2 separate regions of the Homo sapiens genome follow, and region 1 is linked to region 2. A link is an interaction called in ENCODE POLR2A ChIA-PET data of the cell type or tissue named here. Cell type or tissue: A673. All regions are shown on one strand. Each heading gives the region's core, and the rest is flanking DNA. Links, peaks and the distances in the headings are about the cores only.

Region 1 (2,914 bases), core at 239-2,738, 360 kb before region 2:
ATACAAACCAGGAATGAGCTTGGATTTTTAATTTCAGGTGCTTTTAATAATAAAAGCATTTATCTTTCAATAAATATTACACATGATTAGAATATGGTTGCTCAAAATGAAAGACTCACCTAAAACTTCTGGGCAATTTTTTTTTTCCCCTTGAGACAAGGTCTCACTCTGCTACCCAGACTGAAGTGCAGCAGCTTGATCATAACTCACTGCAGCCTCCAACTGGACTCAATCAATCCTCTCACCTCAGCTTCCCAAGTAGCTGGGAATACAGGCACACGCCATGATGCCCACCTCATTTTTTTTTTTTTCTTAGTAGAGATAAGGTCTATCTATATTGCCCAGCCTGGTCTCAAACTCCTGGACTCAAGTGATCCTCCCACGTCAGCCTCCCAAAATGCTGGGATTACAGGCATGAGCCACCATGCCTGGCCTGGGCAATTTAAATTATCCTGAAATTTTTATATTATCTTGAAAACTCTAGCAGGTACACAAAACTTCTCATACTAATATAGAGATAAGAAACACAAAACAATAGAGGAAGGCCTGAAGCAGGTACTGTAACTGACACAAGAAGGGAGACTGTGTGTGTTGTGTCGAGCTGCTCTGACTTCGCTGCCTGGTATAGCGCCTGGCATACAGCTGACACTTCAAAATGTGTGTGTGTGTGTGTGTGTGTGTGTGTATTTAAAATCTGTGGCTCTTCACTAAAGAAATAAAACAAGTTGGCATTAAAGAGTCTGTCTGTACAGAGGACATGTGTAGACAGTATTATTCCAGGCATATGCAGCAAATGCCCTTAGTAGTAGATATCCTACTGATCATATTAATGGCTACTCTGGGGGCAGAAGGCACTGGAATGGCAGAGAAAATGGCCAGCGGGCTCATACTATCCTTCTGCAAAGAATAACCATGTAACTGATCTAATCCAACAAATGTATTGTTTTCTAATCTTTCCTTCAGAAGGTATACTCTAATGTGGCATACAAATTCAAAAAAAGAAAAATTTAAAATTCACAAATAAATTGTAAAATTTAAGATCATCAACGTTATCTATAAGGAAAAGAGTTGCTTACAAATTACAAAAGTATAGCCTTTTTGAAATAATGCCAAATTTTAGTGAAATAATAATGCAACATACACCCTAAGTCATAAGTATTTGCAATAAGCTCAATTGTTTGACCCATCAGGTCAACATTTTCACTCTTATTTCAGATCCATTTGGCAGTACATGGCTTCTATTTTCATATGCCCTCCTCTTCCTGGTACACAGAAAACAAGTGATTAAGTACTGTGTGCCTGCACAGAGCATGAGTCACTCATTCCAAGATGGAAGAATGAAGGCACTCCCTCAGCCCAAGAACAAGCCTGGGTTTTAAAGCACAGCTGCTGAAGCCTATAGGCACTTTCACTGTGTCTTAAAAGAAAAAAAAAAGGTATCAGAGTATGCATAAATAATCAGACCCATATTTCATTTCCTGCTAAAGACAAAGGATATTACGGCTCTAAAAAGACAATCACCAACACAAAATCAAACAGATAAGGAAAAGGGTTTTAGAATGAGAAACTAAAAGTTCCAATTGTTAGCTCATTTATGCTTTAATTCTCAGAATTGGGTAAGGAATAATTTGATTCAGGTGCTATCTTATAAATGCAAAGTTTGATACACATTTCCTTGAACTGTCTAATGGTAATTATTCTCCAGCATTCCACAAGCTAAAGAGCTAATCCAATTTAGAAGTTCTAGCAGCTGGTGATTTCCCAGTCTTAAATCTAATTCAGGGTTATCAGTGCTGGCTGCTCATTATCATCATCTAGGAGCTTTATAATACTAATCCCTGAGCATCAGAGATGGTCTCAATTGGTTAGGGCGGGGCCCTGGAATAGGTATTCTTTAAATCTCCCCCTGGTGATTCTACTGTACAGCCAGCTTGAGAATCACTGGTCTAAATGATTATATATAGGTCACTGGGAAGGACCTGTATTAGTAACTTGGTCTTAGTCTGACTGAAAGATGATGCCTGTAGCACATACAACTTTAAACTCTCACATAATAAAGTAATACAAACTGCATAAAGATCTCATAATATAGGGAGGCGGCATAAAAGCTGGTCTAAACTAGCAGAAGGAAATACACTTCAAAAAGTAACCACAAGAATATTTAAAAGATTAAAGATACCACCTAGAAAAGAAACTTAATTTCCAGGCCAGGCACAGTGGCTCATGTCTGTAATCCCAGCACTTTGGGGGGCCCAGAGAGGAGGATCACTTGAGCCCAGGGGTTTGAGACCAGCCTGGACAACATAGCAAGACTCTGTCTCTATAAAAAATGTTGTAAAAAAATTAGCCAGGTGTGGTGGTGCCCACATGTAATCCTAGCTACTCAGGAGGCTGAGGCGGGAGGATCACCCGAGCCCAGGAGTTCGAGGCTGCAGTGAGCTATCCCACATTCCAGCCTGGGTGGCAGAGCAAGACCCTGTCTCTAAAAAAATTAAAAATTTCTAGACATTTTTATTTAAAAAGGGATCTAATTCCAGCACAGCAAGACGGCCACAAAGTTTTGATCATCATGAAGGAAATTAGAAATTGGTTCTTAAACTCTACAATATCCAAACACAAAATTGTTGATTCTCTATATGAAGCATAAAGTCCTAACTGTCACATCTCAAGAAAAGACCCAAAGCAACTCAAAAAGGAACAGAGGACAACTAAACAAAAGGACTTTCATGAAAGGTCCCACAGTGTAATTAGGACATTTCAGCCTAGGAGGACCTGATGGAAATGAATACAACTATGAAAGGTATAGACTTAACTGTATACCACTTAATACCAGTACAGGAAACCTACACATTTAAAAGTCATGGTTTGGGCTGGGTGCAGTGGCTCATGCCTGTAATCCGAGAACTTTGGGAGG
Region 2 (2,914 bases), core at 286-2,785:
AAGGCTCCCCAGGTGTTTCTAACGCCCAGCTAAGATTGAAAACTACTGTAATCACTCACACAAGAGGCGCCAAGAGCCTGCCCGAAGCCCAAGGCAGAGCCTCCCCTAAGCCCAAGGCAGAGCCTCCCCTAAGCCCAAGGCAGAGCCTGCAGAGGGGAGGGAGCTGGCCTGGGCAGGGTCAAGGAGCCAAGCACATGAGCCTGATCAGGTTGGGGAAGGACGAGGAGGGGAAGGCATCAAAGAGTGCAAAGATTTCAGGCTCGGGTGACTATAGGGTGCTGGTCACTGGAACAGGTAATGTCTCAGGGCTGGTAGCTTTGGGGTCCTGGGAGAAAGTCCTGAGTGCATTTGGGACTTACTGACTTTAAGGGGGCCTTTGTGACTTCAGTGGAGATGTCCAGTGGGCAATTTGGTTTGTGGGTCTAGAGATGCACATCGAGATCTTGAAGCAGATACAGAGACTTGAAACCCTAAAGGGTTGTCCCCCAAACTGAGATAGAGGTCGGGATGGCTGCAGCCAATGGTGGCATGAGGGCCCTTCAGGAAACAGCAGCCTCTCGGCCCCTGCACCTGGCGGGGAGGGGAGGGGCCTGGATGACTTCACACCCTTCATGACCGCTCTCCACTCCTCTTCCTTCCCTCTTGTCCTCCTTCCTCGGATAGAAACCCAAGGGCAGTTGGCTGAACCGAGGTGCCCAGGCTCCCCGGGCAGGTGCAGAGGAACTCCTGACTATTCCCACAACCTGTCTTAAAAGCCCATGCAATCAATCAGCATTTGTTAAACAAAGAATAACAAGCACATGTGAAGGAAGACTCCATGGTGTCAGGCATGTCATCCATGCCAGAGCCCAGTGGAGCCATTGGTGTCAGACCGGCTTGACAGCCATGTGCTTCATTTGACATGTATTGAGTGCCCATAGATTCTGGGCACTGTGTGAGGCAGGTATGAACAGGAAGCCCAGGGTCCTGCCCTCAGGGAGCTTGCATTCTAATGGGGAAGCAGACAATAAACAATTGTACAAACAGACAAAAGCTTTGGAATTCTATAAAATGGGTTCTCAGCTGGAGGAAGGGGCCTTGAGATCCAAGAGCTAGGCCTAACTTCCCCAGGCACTGCCTCCCATAATAACCCAGGCTTCCAGAATCAAAGAGCTGATAGGGCTCCACTTTATAGCAATAGCAACTAAGGTCCAGAGGGGAGGGGGCCCACCCAAGGTCACCCAAGGTCACCCATGTGTTTAGATCCTCAGACAATTTTGCATTCCTAATCAAAGTCTGTAGTGGGAGTTTTGTAAGCAGTGAGTTTATTCCTCAGTCTTCTAACCCATGAGATCTATTTTTTCCTTTGAGCCAAAACAATCACTGATCACAGAGGACCACAGGACCATCCCTCAGGAGCAGGAACTTACCACGGAGTCCAGGAACTGAATGTAACACTCCAGCCCAGGCCTGGTTTCACAAAACTGCCGGAAAAGCAGCCTCCCGATTGGCTGCTTGTCACATAAACTGCAGTAATCTCTGTCTGGAGACAAGAAAAGAAGAATGTGATGAGACCCAGGAGAAGGCCAGGCAGGGCCTTCCTGTCATTCCCACACCTGGGCTCAGAGCCCTAGATGGATGGAGGAAGGTGACTGGCAAACTCTCAGAACGCCTTCTTCATTTCATGGTCTTCACAGACTCAGAGAGACGTCAGTGTAGAAGAAGGCACCAGTGATGACCCAGCCTCTACTCCCCACCCCACACCCCCAGTCCAATGCTCTGATTTCTGTATGGACATGCCAGCAGTTCTGGGGACTGTGATTCCATCTCCTTGGTGGCCATTAAGCACATCACATTCTCTGATTACAGTGACTGGATAAGGGTGGCAGGCCTGTAATGTAAGCCAGTCGAATCAGAGTGGACTGCAGACTCCCTGGGAACACTGGAGCAGAGGTGCTCTCTTCCTCTGGAGGTCATGGTGAGTGGGTGTGAAGCCAGGTGCTGCAGCAGTGTTCTTGACACTGCAAGAAAAGCCGCGATGAGGATGAGCCTGACACATCAAGGAGGTGAGAGCTGGGAAATTAGAAGAAGTAGAGTTGGTGCCCTGGTGATGTCATGAATCTCTGGATCAAACCATGCCTGTAGCTCAAACCATATCTGAAAAGCTGATTTATGAGACAACACATTCTCCTTGTTTAGGGCAGTTTGAACACTTTTAGAAATTACTTCTAATTCAAAGCATCCTAATGGATACAGTTTTTAAAAATCATTTTTGCCCAACTGGAGAAAAGCCCAGTCTTAGGATGCTTCAAATTATGAAAACCCTGACTTTTCCAGTTAGGCACTAAAGGCACAGAGACAGGAAGTCACCCGCGCTTACCCACTCAATAGCCAAGAGGGTTCTGAAGAGGAAATACTGCAAGACTCCCACCAAGAGGCCCAGAGACCATGGTGTTAGCCAACAATTTGCTGTGTTACTTCAAGCAATTCACTTGCCCTCTCTGGGCCTCTGTGTTCTCCTCTGAAAACAAGAAGGGCATGCTGGAGTTGGGATGGGGGCCCTTTCCCTTTTGGTTCTTCCTGCAGTGATGCTAAAGCCTCTCCAAGAAGTTCTCTCTGGCCAGGAAGATACTCGAAGGAACCACTGAAACATGCTGTCTCAGGCTCTCTGGAGCACGGAACACTAGGCCATCGATGTTGCAGCTGCACGGGACACAGTCGGATGAGTTCGTGGGAAACAGGGAAGAGGGCGATAGAGCCTGGGAAGGACAGCAACTTGCAGGGAAGGGATGACTATAGTCTACCTGGTGTAGAGGAGCTAAGACACCATCCCCCCTAGAAAGGATTTCTCTTGAGATACGCCAGGCAACAAGGGGATATGAACACAACCACTGCGCTGGCACACTTTGATTCTTAGTCTCAAAATGCTTATCCA

Evidence for each region. ChIA-PET counts read pairs that join two places held together with the same protein. Peaks named below come from ENCODE experiments on the same cell type or tissue, not always from the same donor. Only the 100,000 strongest peaks of a DNase experiment are listed, where the experiment ranks them.
Region 1: POLR2A ChIA-PET joins it to region 2 with 5 read pairs; 2 of 35 experiments call an interaction of 5 or more read pairs at or near these places.

What each region holds. Positions count from the first base shown.
Region 1 is chr10:119,736,420-119,739,333 of GRCh38, reverse strand. All of the region lies in intron 1 of INPP5F (inositol polyphosphate-5-phosphatase F), which reads right to left. Among named protein-coding and RNA genes, the nearest start is that of INPP5F, 12 kb to the right of the region's middle. RefSeq lists enhancers at 114-659, 660-1,205. In A673, for the core only: no CTCF peak of the experiment used is centred there; DNase peaks (open chromatin) are centred at 1,353 and 1,763; H3K4me3 peaks cover 929 bases; H3K27ac peaks cover 2,500 bases.
Region 2 is chr10:119,379,423-119,382,336 of GRCh38, reverse strand. GRK5 (G protein-coupled receptor kinase 5) reads right to left here. Exons shown (of 16, transcript NM_005308.3): 3 at 1,410-1,522. Among named protein-coding and RNA genes, the nearest start is that of MIR4681, 2.9 kb to the right of the region's middle. In A673, for the core only: no CTCF peak of the experiment used is centred there; no DNase peak of the experiment used is centred there.